Linked DNA regions of Homo sapiens: region 1 is linked to region 2. Evidence: read pairs that join two places in POLR2A ChIA-PET (ENCODE). Cell type or tissue: Panc1. All regions are shown on one strand. Each heading gives the region's core, and the rest is flanking DNA. Links, peaks and the distances in the headings are about the cores only. Region 1 overlaps CASC15 (cancer susceptibility 15). Region 2 overlaps CASC15 (cancer susceptibility 15).

Evidence for each region. ChIA-PET counts read pairs that join two places held together with the same protein. Peaks named below come from ENCODE experiments on the same cell type or tissue, not always from the same donor. Only the 100,000 strongest peaks of a DNase experiment are listed, where the experiment ranks them.
Region 1: POLR2A ChIA-PET joins it to region 2 with 5 read pairs; 3 of 35 experiments call an interaction of 5 or more read pairs at or near these places.

Annotation. Positions count from the first base shown.
Region 1 is chr6:22,133,910-22,144,165 of GRCh38, forward strand. The region is part of intron 9 of CASC15 (cancer susceptibility 15); the gene reads left to right. It overlaps NBAT1 (neuroblastoma associated transcript 1), which reads right to left. Exons shown (of 3, transcript NR_034143.1): 3 at 693-2,760. Among named protein-coding and RNA genes, the nearest start is that of NBAT1, 8.2 kb to the right of the region's middle. In Panc1, for the core only: no CTCF peak of the experiment used is centred there; no DNase peak of the experiment used is centred there; H3K27ac peaks cover 2,474 bases.
Region 2 is chr6:22,013,413-22,023,668 of GRCh38, forward strand. CASC15 (cancer susceptibility 15) reads left to right here. Exons shown (of 12, transcript NR_015410.2): 7 at 6,927-7,130. Among named protein-coding and RNA genes, the nearest start is that of NBAT1, 130 kb to the right of the region's middle. In Panc1, for the core only: no CTCF peak of the experiment used is centred there; no DNase peak of the experiment used is centred there.

The sequences.
Region 1 (10,256 bases), core at 3,824-6,323, 120 kb after region 2:
TCAGACACTTCTTTATAATGGAGTCTTGTCATGCATTTTATACGTAAAGTTACTTTTGTGTTAATGAGTAATATGTAGTAAGTACTTAAAATATTTATTTTATTACTCTAATTCCCAATTATATCCCTATACCTCCAGGCATTATTCTGTCTACATATTAAACTTTAAACTGGCAAATGTTTTTCACAATTATACTTGAAATATATGTATAATTATGAAAAACATTTATATATCAGATTATATGATACCACATAATCTGATTATATATCACATATATCAGATTATGTGATATCATATAATCTGATATGTTTTTCACGATTATATATATAATATCAGTGTATCAGATTATGTGATGCCTACTTATAAGCACCAAAGTTATTTCTAAGAGAATGAGTTAATGATCCAACATCTGCCTTAAGAATTCTAGTAAACAAATTATGCTTAACTTTGAAGCTACTGACTATATATATTGAATTTTATCCTGGATATATTAGAAATATAGGAAGAAAGTTTCCTGGAATGAGGAGGTATATCCCCATTTTCTCTGTGAGATGGAAGAGCAAATATGTCCTGATGATCCGTAGTTTCTTAACCTTCAAAGTCCACATGACGTCACAGTGCTTTGCTCCATCCAGAATCTCTGTTTAGCCAAGGTCAAGAGGTGTCAGGCCCATTTTAGCAACGAATTTGAATGCATCTCCATTAAAAATTTCTTTATTGTGTTAGTATTGGATTATAACCCAAAGTATAAAAGAAATACCCATGAGTCCATACTGATATAAAAAAAGATCAAATAAATAAATAACTGGGAGAGTGAGATGATTTTCCTATGCAGAAGAATGCCAAACAAATTATGTAGATTTTCTGCTTACAAATGGGTGGAGCATAACTTCCCACTCCTTAAATTTGGGATGCATATAGTGACTTTCTTCCAAAGAGTACAGTACAGAAAAGTGGGTGATGAGAAGAGTAACTTTACAGTGAAGAAACATGACAAACACTACCACAGCCAGGCAATCAAAGTTCACATCAATAGTATAAGGCATGCTGATGGTATGTACCTTTAATATAATTTGGTGAGAATGGTACTTCACCTCTGTGGTCTTCCTCCCCAAAACCCATAACCCCAGTCAAACCCTAAGAAAAACATCAGCCAAACTCAAATTTAGGGCATTCTGCAAAAATAACTGACTGACTAGTACTCCCTCAAACTGTCAGGGTCACCAAAAACAAGGAAAGTCTAAGAAACTCACAGCCAAGAGGTACCTAAAATGACAAATAAATTCAATGTGGTGGCCCGGATGGGATCCTGGAACAAAGAAAAAGAATGTTAGCTAAAAACTAAGGAAATCTAAATAAATGTATAGGCTTTAGTTAATAATACTCTATTGAATATTCATTAGTTGTGACAAATATGAGAGGTTAGTAATAGGAAAAAAATGGGAACTCTGTGTATCTTTGAAATTTTTCTGTATATCTGAACTATTCTAAAATTTTAGTACCACTAAAGGTTTTTATTACATAATAGTGTTTTAATTTAATCTCCATGCTATTTAATGAAATTTACCAGTTGTATTTGTGTTTGATTAGACATTATCTCAAGTTGATTGGAATTACTCATATTTCTTAATGCCATTGTTGCAGCTGTAATAAGGTTGACTTTTCTACAATAGACACAGAAATCATTACATCACCATTTAATTTTTGAAAAATAATCCGATCCCCTGTGATTATAAACTTGAGATTCTTTAAGAAAGTAGAAAGGTTGTAAGATATTATGAGTCATAGGATATTTCCAGTTTTGAAGTAATAAGACAAAAATCATTAACTAAACAAATTGGCATTAAAAAAAAACAGTATTTTTGAGAGGACCAGTCCAGACAATGTGTCTGTAAGATAGACTTTACAAACTTAGTTTGATTAATTTTTGTTTTTCCGAGGATATGATTCTTTTCTATAATTACTGTTCTGTTTTTTTCTGACAGGCTATCAAATATTGGCTGCCTTAAGCTCTCTGTGAACTGAGTTATTCTCAATAATACTCTGTATTATGAAGGCATTATTTGAGTGGCTGTCCACTGTGATCTGGTTATTTGGAGCTTTACATAAAACAGGTGGTTCTTGCATCTCATTGACATTTCTTATTATCCAGAATTCACCATCCTTTTTCTATGGCTCATCATATGCAGGCCATCACAGACAGGGCCCTATCCTATGGTTTGCCCGAGTTTATTTGGTTTTTCATTTACATTGTGGTCTTTTCTCTTAGATACTCCAAGTTTGCATGTTTTTGGACTTTATCAAGGCTCTTGCTATATGGTTATGTGTTTATTTACACTGGGAATAATTCCCAAAAGGCTTTGCAATAGCTAATTGTATTTGTTTGGCTCTGTGAGATGACCCAGGCACCTCCGATTCCAATCAGAGGGGCCACTTACTTTGAGTGGACATGAGGCTGATGCCCAGAACCAAAGAGGAAGCAGCCTCTGATCCATGATCCTATAGTCACAGTGCTGCTCAATCGTGCCGTTTCTGCTGACCCAAATGCCTGGAGTTGACCCTGTTTGTCTCTCCAAACCTCTTTACTGGTTTTCCTTGACTTAGATGATGCTTTGAACTTGATCTGTTGTACTATGACTGTAATTCCAAGAGCACAGGCTTTCCCGTCATGTAGAGCAATATCCAAATCCTGCCTCAATCGTTTGTTACCTTTTGATCTTGAGGATGTTACTTCATCTCTGTGGGTTTCAGTTTCTTCATCTGTCAAAGGAGAATAACAGCACACTGGCAGAGTTGTTATAACAATTAGATAAAATGTTTCTAAAACTCCTTTAGAAAGCCTGGTTCTGTATCATGGACACTAACTATGAGGCCTGAGCAGATTCAAGAGAGGGATCTGCCTTTGATATGGTTTTGGGTGTTAGGGGTCAGGTGGGAGAAGAGAAAAAGAAGGAAGAGATACAAGGCAGAGTAATGGACTCTGGGGCAAGAATTGTGGAGCCTCACTACCTGAATATGCAGCCTGGCTCTCCCATGTGTTAGCTGTGTGGCCTTCGTGGTTATTGAACTTCTCTGTTGCTGCACTTTTCTCATCTATAAAATGGAGATTGAAATAGTGCCTAACTCAGTAAATGCGAAGTGCTCAGAGCAGTACCTAACATGTAGTACTAATTGTCCAGTATTAGTAGATTTACTCTTTTCCCAGGGTTTTACACTTTACATTTAACTACACCTGATAATCCGCTTACTGATCAATACGTCTTTTTGCAGCCTCAGTAACCTAAAAGTATTAAGATCATTTTGGCCTTTTTAGTATACTCGTATAAACAAAAGTTTCTCCTTTCAAAGAAGTCATATGAAGAGGTGCTACATTTATGTCACTACATCAACATATTTGAATAATTATTTTTAAATTTTCCTTAGATTCTGAAAAAAGAGATTCTTTTCAGTATCCTCAGTAATAACAAATCTTTGTCCTTGAATACAGAGTATCAAAAATTAAGCCAACTCTATTAAGATAAGTTATCTATGCAGATACTATCTTCTATATGTATAATTTTGCATACTTGTACAGTTAGATATACTTTATAACTTTATAATCTCAATAAAACATACACATATCTATTTATATATAAACTGTGAGTGAGTGAGTGTGTGTGTGTTTGTGTGTTTTGGGAAAGGGAGTATCAGGAACCAGTGTTTAATGTAAGCTGAACTATTTTCATGAACATAAATTCAATCATTGAGTCACAGCTCATATGAAAAAAATCACATGTGATTTATTGCATGTTTCAGAGCTTTTAAAATAAAGCCTAATTAGATTTTTGACCTTATGGGATGAATTCTACATAAAGCATGCATTGAGTCTAATGGAGTAAAAAATGAACATCTTTTCTTTCCAGTTCTGCCGTCCTTTTCCTCCCTTCCATATACCTACATCCTATAGACACCATAATACTATAGCACTGATCTTGGAGGAACCTGCAGAAAAGGCCATCAAATGCAGTGGGGGCGGAGGGGGTGCTGTACTTCAATAAGACACTCAATCTAACCTTGGGCATAAGCGTGCCTCCTCTTTGCCTGAGAAAGCTTTACTGCTTTAGCAGCCAGTGATATATCTGTATGCATTTGGCATCCTGAACGTGGCCACTTTAATTATTTTAAGGTTTCCTCTAAAAGTCTGCCTTGCTACTTGAATGGAGATGTGGTCATTTGTGCTAATTGCATTTTAGAATCTCTATTTTATTGGTTACAATAAGCTAATGTTTACAACTTTTGTTCATATCAAATGCCATTGGGCACTTAATTATGTAACAATTTGCTACCTAGGTATATTTTGCAAACATCAAAAGGCACCAGTCCATCTCCACATCACTATGTCTGTACTATGTGTGCATCATATAGCTGTGGCTTTTTTTTTCAGGCTCATTGAAGTGCTGCATTCCCACTGCTACTGAAGCCCAGGGTCTTGGCTTGAGAGCCCTCTGCCTGATGCCCAGAAAGGGATTTGAGACTGAGACAATATTGTTGCACTAGGGTCTTTGCCATGAAGCTTTTAAGAATGAGAGAAACTAAGATACAATATGACTTGTGGATCTCCAGGATCATACGCTGCTTGGATAGCTTACTTGTTGAAAGCAGGGGATCTTCAAAAGCCAAAAAACATGCCTCCTTTCTGACATATGGGCAGAGAGCCTAGACACTCAGAGACCTCTTCTATTTTACAGAAGATGGCGCTGAGGTCAGGATGGTGAAGGAACATGCACAGAGAAAGGCTGGGCCAAAACTGGGCCCAGATTTTGAGAAAATGAAGCCCACTGTTCCAATTTTTATTTTATTTCTTTTGATCTAAGAGAAAAACTGCATAGTCTAGTAATATACTTAGTAAAAAGACCAACTATTGTACTCTGTGAAGTTAATGTTATGAGGGTTGGATGTGTCTTAGAATCTGATCATGGAGTTAATTTTACTGTATTGCAAGATTTTAAGATGAGCTGGTGTTCTCTTGTTATGCCCATATGCCATCATTCCCTCCCCCCTCACCCAGAATGTGAATAGTATTCCCATTGTGGGAACTGCTGATTGACATCAAGGCACTCTGTTGTCATGGCTCTAGTTTAAAAATGTGAAAGAAACTAGATCTTTTCAACCTAAAGGTTCTCTCTGTATAGTTAATTAAAGACATTTTAAGAAGACATTTGGATTATAGGAAAGTGATGATATCACGTTATGACATTTATTCCTTACCCCAAGAATCTCAGTAATTGGTTCACCTATTCAAAACTGTTATTTTATCAGAGGGTAAAGATTCCAGGACCCCCAGTCAGACTTATCTAATTTCCCTAATTGGCATATTAAAAAAAAAACTCTGGACACAAGAACTTTCTGATTTGTGAATATGCCATTCACTCACTTAAGACAAAATTTAATGTAAAACTTATCTAATGTTAATGAAAGTCTATAGAAAATTTTAGCCGGGGCTTAACCACTGGCTAATATACAATTTATTTCATTGTATTAAAGAATAGATTTACAAATTTCATTAGAATTCCACAGAAATATAAACTATTAGAATGCGGTACAGCGCAGGGTGTGTATTGAGATTCTCACTTTACAATGAAGGAAACTATAGCTTGGAAAAAGATAAAATGACCTTTCTATAATTATATAACAGATAAACATATAGTCCATAGCAATATAGATACCAGATCCCACAGCTTTTGACTTCTAGTCCAGTATTTTTCCTACTAGGCCAGGGTATTTTATGTAATCAGAGTTATTTTATTCTATGCAGTGCTGTTGTGATAGATGAAAAACAGAAGGTGTACTCAATGCCTTCTAAGAACTTCTGCTCTCATAAGTCTCATATCTTACCATGGATAGATATGTGTATTTACAGGTTTATCTATGACTCCTTCAAGAATAACTTACTACTACTTCTTTCCTTTAAAACAATTTTTTTTTTTCTTTGAGACAGGGTCTCACTCTGTCACCTAGCCTGGAGTGCAGTGGTGCAATCATGGCTCTCTGCAACCTCCGCCTCCCAGGCTCAAGTGATCCTCCCACACTCAGGTGATCCTCCCACCTCAGCCTCCTGAATAGCTGGGACCACAGGCACACACCACCATGCCTGGCTAATTTTTGTGTTTTTGTAGAGACGGGGTTTCAGCATGTTGCTAAGGCTAGTGTCAAACTCCTGAGCTCAAGTTATCTGCCCCCGGCCTCCCAAAGTGCTGGGCTTACAGACATGAGCCACTATGCCTGGCTTAAAAATGTTTTAAAATATACCTAAAATCTGATCAGATGTGGTAACCAAAACCAATAACAAAACAAAACCAGTCAAATTAATGCACAAAGACATTGTCTGAAGATGGTAGAAATGTGATTTAGGTGAAACTGTATGAATAAAGGCACAGGTGAGCCCAGTAAGAGTCACCAACATGAGGTACCCACTAGGAAAGCAAGTGCAGGTTAGTCTGCACTAAATGAAATGTGATCAGTTTGAATGATGGAAGTAATAGGACTATTTTGCTTTGTGTAGCCACATGATGGGACCTTGTGTTATGTTTTGTGTGACACATCATTCAAAGCACTACCGATCAACTGGAATGTATTCCTAGGCTCAGAAATTGAATGTTGAATAGACTTGAAGTCACAGAGTAATGTCTAAAGAAGTTGCAGATATTTTGTGTAGAGAAGGAAAATCTGGATGGGGGATGATAGATGCCCTCCAGTAACTGAGGAACCATCATGGGGAAGTCACACTAGATTGAGCTCCCAAATCAAGGGCTAATAAACAGAAGCTCCAGTGAGGCTCCTACTGTCATAGAATAGGACATTTTGGCTCAGAGGTTTTTCTTTTCTTTTCTTTTCTTTTTTTTTTTTTGAGACAGAGTCCCACTCTGTCACCCAGGCTGGAGTGCAGTAGCGTGATCTTGGCTCACTGCAACCTCCGCCTCCTGGGTTCAAGTGATTCTCATGCCTCGGCCTCTTGAATAGCTGGAATTACAGGCGCATGCCAGCACGCCTGGCTAATTTTTGTATTTTTAGTAGCGACAGGGTTTTACCATGTTGGCCAGGCTGGTCTCAAACTCCTGACCTCAGGTGATCTGCTCGTCTTGGCCTCCCAAAGTGCTGGGATTTCAGGCATGAGCCACCGCGCCCGGCCTTAGCTCAGGGTTTTAAATACTGAGGCTGTTGCATTCAAAAGATGGAATGGCTTGTCTGTCTCCCAGGGCACTGCGTTTATAGTCACCAGAGGTGTTCCCCTTGAGCCTGGATGATTACATGGAGGAGGTTTTAAAGGGCAGCATTCACAATTTAGATTTGCAGTTGGACCAGATGACCTTTAAGGTGCTTTCCAGCACCTGGGGTTTTATGATTCTATTTCTATTATGCATCTACGCTGGGTATGTGTCACATTGTTTGAAGCAAACACTGAGAATGAACAGGAGCACAGTGTGGAATGTTGATGGCGCTCACATCTATTTTGTGTTTCAATTTCTGGAAGCAGTCTTTGTCTTTGAGGCAGTTTGGTCCCTGACCTTCTGTAACATTTGGAGCCCAGCCACACTGTCTTTGTTTACTGTAAAGAGCATGGAAAAACCGACTTCCTGACAGTGCTCTGCAAAGTCTAAGGTCAAACCACTCACAGGTGAACAAACACAGTTCTTCCACCTTAAACTTGCCATTTGGTCCCTGTAAAATGGACGAGGGTAATAACGCTGGACAGCAGAGAGAGGGGAAATCAGTCCTCTGCCAGCAGCCAGCAATTAGTCACTTTGTCAGTCTGCTTTGGGAAGGGCTCATCTTAATTCAGCATCCATTTTGAAGAGGTTAGAAACCATGACATGCAGTTTTAAGTCCTCTAGCAACTCTGCTAAATAAACCTATAGACCCTGCCTTTCTTGACACTATCAGCACATCATTAATATTTCCCAGGATTGCACAGATAAAGCATAGCATTCTTATTCACTTAAAGGATTGAAGAGTCACATTCACTGAATATTCACATCATGCAAGCCATTTCTGCTATGGTAAGATCTCTAAGGTGGGTTGGCTCCCTGTCAAGAGAGCATACCCTTCTTTTTTTTTTTTTTTTTTTTTGAGACAGTGTCTTGCTCTGTTGCCCAGGCTGGATGGCAGTGGCATGATCATGGCTCACTGCAACCTCTACCTCCTAGGCGTAAGTGGTTCTCCCACCTCAGCCTCCTGAGTAGCTAGTACTACAGGTGCACACCAAAACACCCAGCTAATTTTTGTACTTTCTTTGGTAGAGATGGGGTTTTGCCATGTTGCCCAGGCTGGTCTCGAACTCCTGGGCTCAAGCAATCCACCCACCTTGGCCTTCCACAGTGCTGGGATTACAGGAGTGAGCCACTGCACCTACCCTGCCTCCCCTGCTATTTTTTGCTCTCATCAAATGCAATAGCTTCCCTCTGTAAAAGGAAGGGAAGTGTCTTCCTGGGTAAGTGTATTGTAAGCTCTTTAAGGGCCCTAGACAATGCCTACCACACTGTCTTAGATTAGCAGGTCCACATAATGCATTTGTGTGAACATCATTGAATCAAACAATGACCTTGCTCACACATTTACCCCCTTTACTCAAAATCACTTATTTGTGAGATCCAAGTTTTCTTCTTACTATTTAAAGATTATTAGAGTTGATCTAAAGTGATATAAATGAAAATATTGCCAACATAAATTCACATTTTTCTTTTCTCTTGGAATAAATTCAGCTTTGGCTGTATTTTTTTTTTCTCTTGTTCTTTTTTTTTTTTTTTTTTTTGGTCTGTGGTGTAAGCAGGCTCTTGAAATGCCCTAGTTATCTAACACTGCTCTTGAACTCCACTTACAGATGATATACTAGCCTTTTACTAAAATATATCTGGGTATTAAAAGCTCAATTCTTTACTGCTGATGAGAAAGATTATTAACACTTTTTTTTCCCCAGCTATAATATGAGGCAGTAACACCCCTTTTTACTTCCAGAGCCAGAGGCAGTATGTCACATTAACCTTCATTAACTGCCCAAGAAATGAGGTACGTTCGTTAATTTAGTATTCTGGTTAGCTAAAATTGTGTGAGAAGGCTGATAAACGTCTGTGGTTTCTCCCTGTGCTATTAAAAAAAAAAATAAAAGAATGTTAAAGTATGTTAGCCCGCTTATCTTATCATCTTGGTAAGTTCAACATTCTGATTAGGGGGCAGATCTGGACAGGATGAGTCTACAGCTGGTGGGCAAGGATGGGGGTCGCTGGGGCAGGGTAGAGGAAACGCAGCCTGACTGAGATCAGCCTGAGGAAGAGCATCTGAGGCGTGTGGTGGGGGAAATCAGGTAGCATCTGAAAAGCAAGCCAAAGGTGGAAAGAGAAAACAAATTCTGTTTATATATAAGTAATGGCATGATGGAAGCCAACCCACCTAAGCCACTCAGATACCCTGTGAATTACTAAATTCACTGTAGAGATTTTTGTTATATGTGGCGTCATCACTTCTGATGTTCCCATTTCTACCTTCATCACCTTCATTTATTCATTACTTTAAAAAGGCATATCAAGCATTTTGCTAGCTACTGGGGAAAAAAAGATGAACGACACAACTCCTAAGCTCAGGAACCTGCGTTCTTTCTTCAGCTGAGCTTTAAAAAATGTAGAGTCAGCTTTACCATCACCTCTTCTCTGTTTTCCAAGAATACCGCAATAATGTCATTTCTTCATAACACCTCCAGAATCCATCTCAATTTTCCTTTCACCGCTACCAAGATTTGGGCACCATTCCCTTTTAGCCAGGCAATTGCAGAAGCCTCTTGATTAGTCTCCTTATACCCAATCCCTTCCTCCCCCATCAATCTTAGATTTGGCTACCGGACTTATTATCCTACAATTTGGTTGTTGGTCCCAATGTTTATGAAGAGGGTAATAGCTTTATATTGTGGCTCTCCTCAACCTAGTCCCGCTTCTACAGAACTAACACCCTACTTGATTCCTTCATCCACCTTCAGACATATGCATGTATTTTCACCTACCTGGTCTCCCTCCCACAATTTTTTTCATTTCCAAAGCAGGACAGCACGGTGGTTAAGACCACGCACTCGGGGGCCAGATATGCTTTACTACTTACTTGCTGTGTAGTTTGGGCAACTTATTTAACCTCCCTCTTGTGCTTCTGTCTGTGTATCACTGAAAATAACTTATTAAAAATATTTTCTCATAAAATTAAGTAGGTTAATGTACCTAAAATGCTTAGAATAGATG
Region 2 (10,256 bases), core at 4,559-7,058:
GGGCAACAAGAGCGAAACTCCATCTCAAAAAAAAAAAAGTGCCTACTTCTTAAGTGTTTTGAGTTATTCCAGTGTCCGTCGGTTATTTAATGATGAAAGCAATATATGAAATACCACGCGTTTCCTAATCCACCAGCACTTAGGTATGGAGTATCTGCTGTATTGGAGGAAAATACCATGTATTAGATATTGTAGGAAGAAGCTAAGAGCTTAGAGCCTGCTCTCAGCCAGTCCTTGGGTAGCTGAGGGACCAGACATACGTACGGCAAATATGGACTTATAATACTAGAGGGGCAGGTGAATCCCAAGCAAGTACCATTGTGTTTGGGGTGGCTTATTCCAGGGAAAGAAAGAAGGCATTATGTCGCAGAGTCTCATAGGAGGTGGGATTTTATCTCAAGTGTTGAAGGATTAAGTTGAACAAAATGATTGAAGGTAGAAATTCTAGCATGGGGAATGTGTGAACAGAACATTGGAATCAATATCTGTTTAGGACATGGGAAGGAGATGAACTTGACCAGAGCAGGGGTTTTCTCTAGGGAAAAATGGTATGAAATGGTATGTAAGATCTGCAGTACACATCAGAATCATGAATGTTTGTTGTTGAATATGGTTAAGGATAACTGGGGTCAGATTTTTTTTTTTTTTTTTTTTTGAGACGGAGTCTTGCTCTGTTGCCCAGGCTGGAGTGCAGTGGTGCGATCTCAGCTCACTGCAAGCTCCACCTCCTGGGTTCATGCCATTCTTCTGCCCCAGCCTCCTGAGTAGCTGGGACTACAGGTGCCCGCCACCACGGTCAGCTAATTTTTTTTGTATTTTTAGTAGAGGCGGGGGTTTCACCATGTTAGCCAGGATGGTCTTGATCTCCTGACCTCCTGATCCACCTGCCTCGGCCTCCCAAAGTGCTGGGATTACAGGCGTGAGCCACCGCGCCCGGCCAGGGTCAGATTGTTAAGTCTTGAATGGTAAGCACAGGGGTGTAGAGCAGCATTTCCTAAACTGTATTCTCTGTAGCCCAGTTAACCCACGAAGTGATTTGTGAAAATGCATTCTGTGATCACATGAGTGTAGGCAACATCATAGTCCACAAAGTGTACATGGACTTCTCACAGTCTTGAATTTGCTAATACATACTATGCATTCCCAAGGAGGTAGAATCATAGCATGCCACGTCTCTCACACTTTGAACACAGACTGCTTCCCAGAATACTCACGAACAGCTACCCTGCATGCTAGTTTTCTGTGTAATGCTGTTTGAAAAGCACTGGCTTCCATTGCTCCATGTAGGATGAAGCATTAAGAAACATTTTGGAAGAAGAGAACGATAAGAAGAAAGTATGATTATTATTGTTATTATTTTTTGAGACGAAGTCTCCCAGGCTGGAGTGCAGTGATGCGATCTCAGCTCACTGCAGCCTCCGCCTCCTGAGCTCAAGCGATTCCCCTGCCTCAGCCTCCCAAGTATCTGGGATTACAGGCGCCCACCACCACGCCCGGCTAATTTTTGTATTTTAAGTAGAGACGGGGTCTCACCATGGTGGCCAGGCTGGTTTTGAACTTCTGACCCCAAATGATCCGCCCATCTCGGCCTCCCAAAGTGCTGGGATTACAGGCATGAGCCGCTGCGCCTGGCCGGAAGTATGATTTAAGGAAAGTTTTATGTTGCTTAAATCTGCCTGCAGCTTTTTTTATTCCTGCAGGCATAGATCTAGGCCAGGGGTCCCCAACCCCTGGGCCATGGACCTGTACCAGTCTGTGGCCTGTTAGGAACCGGGACGCACAGCAGGAGATGAGGGGTGGGCGAGCATTACTGCCAGAGCTCCGCCTCCTGTCTGATCAAAGGCGGCATTAATTTCTCATAGAGCACCAACCCTATTGTGAACTGCACATGCCAGGGATCTAGGTTGCGCGCTTCTTATGATAATCTAACTAATGCCTGATGATCTGAGGTGGAACAGTTTCATTCCAAAAGCACCCCCTGACCCCCACCGCCATCCGTGGAAAAATTGTCTTTCATGAAACTGGTCCCTGGTGCCAAAAAGTTTGGGTCTGCTGATCTAAGTAGCTAAGATTTTAAAAGTACAGAGAAGTCCTAAAATTTCATGCCTTCCTAAAGCTACTGATGGGAACTAATTTCAAAGTTTGTTTTGTTGTTGTTTTGAATGCTGAGCTTCTGGCTCTTATTGTGCTCACTGACGCTGAGTTTGAAAGCCTCTTTGCAGTGGCCAGGCGCGGTGGCTCACGCCTATAATCCCGGCACTTCGGGAGGCTGAGGCGGCCAGATCACGAGGTCAGGAGATCGAGACCACCCTGGCCAACATGGTGAAACCCTGTCTCTACTAAAAATACAAAAATTAGCTAGGCGTGGTGGTGCGTGCCTGTAATCCCAGCTATTCGCAAGGCTGAGGCAGGAGAATCACTTGAACCCGGGAGTCGGAGGTTGCAGTGAGCCGAGATTGCGCCATTGCACTCCAGCCTGATGACAGAGCAAGACTCTGCCTTTAAAAAAAAAAAAATTTTTTTTTTTTGCTTGTTCATCTTAGGTATCTGTCTATATTAGGATGCTGCCCCACCTGGATGGTAATTGCTTTTGGGCATTAGCACTGTTAGAGGTGTGTGGCTGGGGAGAGAGCAATGTGGCCACCCATTTCATGCAACGCTCTCCACACCATCGTGGCATTGAACGAAGGATTCACTAGGAGCTATTGTAGCGATACACACGTGTTTGGGTTGAGGTGAGGTTCAGCCCCTCTGGCAGCTGTTGATAAAGGTTTTATTGCTGTTTCTAGCACCCTGCTCCTAAAACCCCTCTCTGACAATTTGGCCTGGTAGAACCCTTTGGACAGACCTGGTATTTGTGTTCTGTGTTGTCAGCCTCTGGATCATCACAGGATCATGGGAGATTGACTCCAAAAATTGTATCTTCCTCTACCCATATTTGAATGAGAATCATGTGGAAAGTATCGTATCTTCAAAAAATCCTTGATTGCTTTTTTCTCTGCCTTTCAATTGCTATGTTTAGGAGCATTTTCTTTAACTCTACGTTTTGAAATAAGGTGGCAAATAAATATGCCACCTTATAGATAAAATTAGACAAATAAGAACACTGGATCTAGAGAAATATTAGGAGAATCAATAATACAATTAACTGGATTCTTAGTTGTGAAGGTCTTCAATTAAAATCTGTTCTTCGCAAACACAGGTCGAACGTCAGGGTCGTGTGTTTGTGTGTGTGTGTGTGAGAGAGAGAGAGAGAGACAGACAGGCAGGCTCTCGTTCTGTCATTCAGCCTGGAGTACATTGGTGCAATCCTGGCTCACTGTAGCCTTGGTCTCTTGGGCTCAAGCAATCCTCCTACCCCAGCCTCTTGAGTAGTTGGAGCTACAGGCACACACTACCATGCCTGGTTAATTTATTTATTGTGGAGATGGAGTCTCCCCTTGCTACCCAGCGTGGTCTCAAACTCCTGGGCTTAAGCTATCCTTCTGTCTCAGCCTCCCAAAGTTCTCAGATAGCAGGTGTGAGCCACCACACCCAGCTGAAACATAAGTTTTTAATGAAAGTTGTCATGCTTACCAAGGATTAAGTGCCAAATCCCTGTGTAATTCTTTTCAACCCAGATTTAGACTAAAATTACAGAAAATGAGAGAAAAATTAGGATAGTAAGTACAAAATCCTGAAGTGATCATAATAAAAGCAAATCTGTATTTGGTTCAAATTCTAAGATAGATAAACATGAGTCTTTCAGGAGAATCGCTTAAAAAGAAAAGTTGTTCAGGAGCAGATGCTTCCAACTTTTTTTTAATACAGCTCATTTCATTTTTCTTTTGGTCACCCTAAAATGGTGAAAGGTTTCTTCATAGCCAAGTGGAATCTTTTTTATTTAAACTATTCTCAGAAAGTTTTCTGTGTATATACATGTTGCTACTCTCTTTGGACTTGTTTGTGTCTGGTCCTCTTGGAGATTTTTGAAATAATCAGAAACACTTATGTCATTGACAGTGTTTACTATCTTTGAACAATTGTTTACTTTTTTTTTTTTAACAGGTGGCATGTTGGAGCACGGGCCTGAGAAACAGTATAGCTAGGAGGGGAATTGAGTGTGAGACACTGGAATCAGGCTGCTTGGATTCTGGTCCTGGCTCCACTGTACACTAAGGCTGCAACCTTGGGTGACTTTGTCTCTCTGTGCCTTGGTTTCTCCTTAAGTAAAATGCAGTGAATAATAATAGTACCTGCTGCATAAGTTCTTTGTGAAGAGCTTAGAACAGTACCAGGTACATAATAAGTATTAAATAAGTGTTAGCCATCGTTGCTAAATAAATTAGTAACAAATAAATGTTAGCTATTGTTTTTAGATTGTATTGTTTGAAAAAGTGGCTTCTCACTTTTGGCGGGTTTTGGAAGAGGGAGAGAAAATGAGCCAGAAGGGAGGTGTAAATCTTTGTTTCTAATATGTTCACTGGAACATCTTCAACTGGAAGATAGGATTTGACTGTTATGTGTTTTCATATGTATGCAGAAGCCATGTTATTCCTCCCCTCCCCTGAGTCAATGCCAAGCTCCTGAACACTCTGTTTATGCAGCCTTGGAAACCTTCTAGCTTCATGTTCTCTACCAGAAGCTTGAAAACAACCAAAGAGAATATCGGGTTTACTCAAAACCTTGAGTGGCTCTTTGACACAGAAGCTTATAGTATTTAGCGTTCTAGGAAACCATACACGTGTATGTCAGTGTTGTTTTTTATGGTTGTCAGTGGAGGGCTAAAAATATCAGACCCTACATACATGTTGGTGACATTGGATTTTTTTTTGTCATGGTGTTAAGTGATTAAAATCAGGTTATTAGTGAACCATAATTTATTTATAGAGTCAAATTCAACAGAACTCTATTTAATGTCATTACTGACCATGAAATTGGCAGTTTGATATTTTAGGATGACTTTTGCTTGTTAGATGTTTGTCTTTGGAATGTTTTGAGAACTATGGCCCCCGTATAAGTCCGATCTTGTCTCTGAAGTATTTCCAAGTTCTTTGGTTTAGAATTTTTCCTGATGGTTTGCCACTAAAATCAAAAGCTGTGATGTGTGTTTGAGAAATTCCACAATCTTCTCAGCCCTTAGCCCCTGAATTCTTTCTCTAAATAGTTTCTCTAAACCTATATGACTTCAACTCCCATCCATAATGACTTCTAATCCATCTTCACTCTGGACTGCTCACATTTGCTCTGACCCCTCCAGAAGGTATCTCATCTGGGTTATAATACCATCCTCACCTCAAATTGAGGTGTCTTCAAAAGAGAATCCCCAAACTGGTTCTTCCTCCTTCCTCCTCAATGGCTCACTGGTGATATATTCTTATTCTTCTGCTTAGTGAGGTGTAATCCCTAGCTATTCTTCACTTTTTCCTCTCCTTTATCCTCCTTATCCCCACAGTCATTGAAACCTTTTAAATTCTTCAGTAGTACTCTTTCTCCCAACCATCTCCCTGGTCAAGAACTCATGGCTTCATGCCTATGTTAGCATAACAGCCTCCTAACCAGTCTGTATGATATGGTTATTTAGTCCCATATTCCCTTGGTAGCTTTCTGACTAACCTTCTAAAGCCTATATTTTATCTTTCACTCCTGATTCAAAACTTACAGTGGTTCTGAGGAAAGCCCAGATTCCTCCATCAGTTTGTCTTCATTTGGCCCTGCTCCTAATTTGTTCTCAGCATCTTCTACTCTGCAGCAGGAATTTCCTTTTTGTGTTTAGTGTCAAAACTACCATCACACCAGGCCCATTCTTCCTTTATTTGAATGCTTTAGAATCTCCTTCACTCTGTTTCCACTCAGGTATCTCTCTGCCATCCTTCAAGCTTCAGCTCAAGTCTTCCTGTTCTCCTTCATCTATACCTCTTCACTAGGAGACTCAGAACCTGCACTTTCTTTATCTCTCATTTCTTGCCTTGGGTGAACACATGTTACCTGTCCATTTTGATAACTCCCTAAGGGCAGGTATTATTAATATTAGGTTTCTGTGTCCCTCAGTATGATTTATATACCATAGTAGGTACTAAATAAGAGAATGTGGAGTAATCCTCTCCCAAAACTTGGGGAAGTCAACACATACACTGCTCTACTTGGGATCCAATGAGATGGCATATGAGGCAGCATTCATAGAAGGACTGTGCAAATGTAAGGCAGTGTCTTTCATTGCTGGGCACATTTGGGGTTTTTGATGATGCTGTCCTCTATTCCAGAATAGCAGTATGTGGTCAGGACTTCTCATGAGTTTCAAAGTTTAATTGGAGACAACCAAAATGTGTTTCCAATAATAGGTCATAAAAAATAAGGCTTCTATTTGCGCATATGTTTACTTGTTTATTTACATATTTTCCTAGGTCTTTTATTTCCTCACTGTGAATATATTTGTTTTTAAATGCAACAGCTGACTAGGATAAAGGTGCTGTTTTCTGGTCACCTCTGCATTGCCATGGTCTTTGTTATTGGGCCAAGAACCTTATTTATCTTAACACACACAATTGCTTAAGGATGGGGATTATATCATCATCCTTTGCATCATTGAATTACACTGTGCTGCCTTCCCACATTGTCATGCGTACCAACTATCTAATCCAGAATGTCACACGCTGCTCCCTCTAAGCCATTTCCATGTTTCAGCTAGTACCAGCCGTGAAAAATCGCAGGCAAGAGCGGGGAGCTGCCTGCATTCTCCAGTAGGGCACCACTCTACACCTAAGCTCTTTGGTAAAAGGGGATATAGAATCTATAGCTGTAAGCAAAAATGAGTCATTTTCACATCTGATTAACATACATTTTCTTCCCCAGATAAACCTGTATCTTCATTAATTTTTTTTTCCTTATCCTTTTTACCCAGGTAGTTCATATCAGTGAACATATTGGTCTTTTTTTCCTCTTTATAGGATCTGCATTTACTGCTCAACCACATCTAATTTGATGTCCTCTGCAGATTTAAAATGTGTGCCTTCTTTTCCGTCACCAAGTCATCCCTGGGTTACTACTGAACATCCTTCTCAATTCCCCCCGACCCATGGATGGCTGTTCTCCATTGTCTGTTTCACCAGATGTCCTCAAAACAAACAGACAGAAGAAGGAAGTGGCTAATGGTAAGAATTTTTTGTCCCTCTTAGAAAAATTTTAATGCATTTACTTTAAAGTGCTGGAGATGTGAGGTTTTTCTTGTAAGTAGGTAATATGAGTATAGTTCAAACATTTTGTTTTTAGGATATCAAAATTGTAGGAACCTTCATTGGGTCCTTTCATAGTGATGAATCAGAAAAAAGATGAAAGAGTACAGTACAGATAACTTTTTCAAACGTTCAAACATTTATGACATTCTTCTGGTTTCAGATCCCAATGCTCTCTACGTGTCACTCCTGGCATGACCCACCCACACACAAAACTCAATAGAGCCAGAGACAAACTCATTCTGTCTGTTTTAACACTTTTTCCTTTGAGTTTTGTGCTTCAAAGATCGTTGTTCTCATTTCTCTGCTGTCCCCTGCTCCCCAGTCACTCATTCCCTATTCAAGCAGTTTGCCATGCCTTCCAAATATTTCTCTAATTCACCCCCATTTCCCCATTCTCCTATTTGGCCCTGACCATCTCCGGCCCTGGCTGGTTCAGTCACCTTCTTACTGGGCTATCTAGTCTATCATGGACAGTCCCTACTGCTCCCACCCTTCTCAGGTGGATCTCCTTATGTTACTTTTGTTATTGACTGAAGAGTGTATTTCAAGATTTTCAGCATTTCATGCCCCATCTTTCTCTTTGCCATAATCTTCCCACACCTGTATTCCCTGATGTCTTTGATTTGGTGGTCTAGTTCTGGTCCAGTTTCTGAATCAGTGCTGATTGAGACATAGTACATGTAAACGTTTTCCATTCTCCCCTCATCTCTTCCCCTATCCAATGGGCACTTAAAATTAAAATGACTATCCTACCAGAAATTTGGTGGCCCAGTAATGACCTCTGGGTTGCTGTGTCTTTCCTGTTGTTCCCACTACTATTCAGACCCACTTTCCTTCCCCAACATGTTGTCATTTGGTGGCTTCTATTTATAGTTCTTCCAGCCACCTTGTATTAACCTAGTCTAGGATTATACCTGGGTTTCTGTTCCTAAATTTTGACTAGTTACTAAGGTTAATAATCTTGTCTTCCTCTAACGTGGCAGCTTAGACTTCAATTTATTCTTGAGAGTTGGAGTGCCTTCCATCTGAATTCTTCTTCTTTTTTTTTTTTTTTTAAGATGGGGTCTTGTTCTGTTGCCCAGGCTGGAGCACAGTGGTAAAATCATAGCTCACTGCAGGCTGGAACTCCTGGGCTCCAACAGTCCTCCTCCTTCAGCCTCCTAAGTAGCTGGGACTATAGGCGTGTACCACCATACCTGGCTAATTTTTATTTTTTGTTGAGATGAGGTCTCGCTTTGCTGCCCAAGGTGGTCTCAAACTCCTGGCCTCAAGCTACCCTCCCACCTTGGCCTCCCAAAGTGCTGGGATTATAGGCGTGAGTCACTGCCCTTGGTCTGAATGATTCTTATCAAGACTGGTGATGGTGGCATCTAAGAACAGCTGGGGGTGACTCTTTGTTCACTGTGTGTATTAATTTCCTCTGGCTGCTGTAGCAAATTACCACAAACTTGGCACCTTAAAACAACAGACATTTAGGTTTTGACAGGGCTGAGCTCCTGCCAGAGGCTCTGGGGGAGAATCTGTTCCTTCTCTCTTCCAGCTTCTGGAAACTGCTGACATCCCTTGGCTTGTGGCCTCATCACTCCAATATCTGCCCCCTCCACGGCCACATTGCCTTCCTGTCTTCCATCTGTAGTCAAATCTGCCTCTGCTTCCCTCTTAGAAGCATACATGTAATGACATTTAAGGCCCAACTAGATAATTCAAAATAATCCCCCCATCTCAAGATCTTTAATTTCATCACATCTGCAAAGTCTTTGCATAGAAGGTAACATTTACAGGTCCCAGAGATTAGGACCTGATATATTGGTGGCCATTATTCTGTGTACTACACTGTCCATCTAGGTTGGGCCTGCTACTTCTCCTGGAAGTCCCACTCTTGACCATTTCTGAGTCATGGTTCAGTGCACTATGCCTTCCTGCTTCTCTGCCTCTTTGTCTTCCTCACCTCTACCTACAGAACTGGCCTTAGCAATGCTGTCGGTTTCCCCAAGGTCTGTCTCAGGCCCAGGGGCCAGGGCTACCTCCTGTTCCTGCTGCTTCTCTTCCTGTACACTTGCCTCCTTCTCTTTTATTGAGTTGTAGAAAATACCAAGTCTCTTTTCAAAAATCTCGTCCTGTGATGCCTCCTTCCTCACAAAGACCTTGCAATCCAGGCCCTTCCGGGCTGTCTGCGTTGTGTGACACTTAACTCGGACATATGTAGACATGCCTTGAGATGTGGGCTGCCATTTATTTATCTAAAATGCCCCTTCCCCTTGCTCTATATTGGGTGAAATATTGTACATTTTGCAAGGTCTTGTTTAAGTGTCAAATTCTCTGAGACTTTCCTAAGCCCCTCCCCCTCCTCTTTTCCATACAGAATCAATTACATCTTCCCTCTGTTCTTCCTTAGCACTCTGTTTATACTTGACTCAAACCCTTCCCACATTGTGTTATACTTTATTTTGTCTCTGTCTCTCCTTGCTGGACTTTGAGGTTCATGAGAACCAGGAAAAGGATATTATTCATCTTTTTTAATTTTAACCTGACATGGAACTCACAATACATCCTTGATATAATAATAATATGTGTTTAATTAATTGATTAATTTGAATTTTAAACTTTTCATAATTCAGAATATCTTAGAATAGATGAACATTTAATACTTTTCTCCCAATTTCCTTATGGACCCAAGAGTAATTATTTTCCTTAGATGGCTATGTACAGTCAAGCATGGCTTTTGTTTCCAGTATAAATTAATTTAAAATACTGTAATTTATGCATTCTCTTCTTTACATTTTGTTCAGTGTGGGGGTTATTACCCTTACCCCTCTAGAGAGCCAATTTACTTATTTTATTTTATTTTTGAGACAGAGGCTTGCTCTGTCATCCAGGCTGGAGTGCAGTGGCTTGATCACAGCTCACTGCAGACTTGACCTCCTGCACTCAAGCAATCCTCCCACCTCAGCCTCCCGAGTAGCTGGCACCACAGGTGTGTGCCACCATGCTTGGCTAATTTTTAAAATTGTTATTGTTTGTAGAGATAGGGGTATCCTTGTG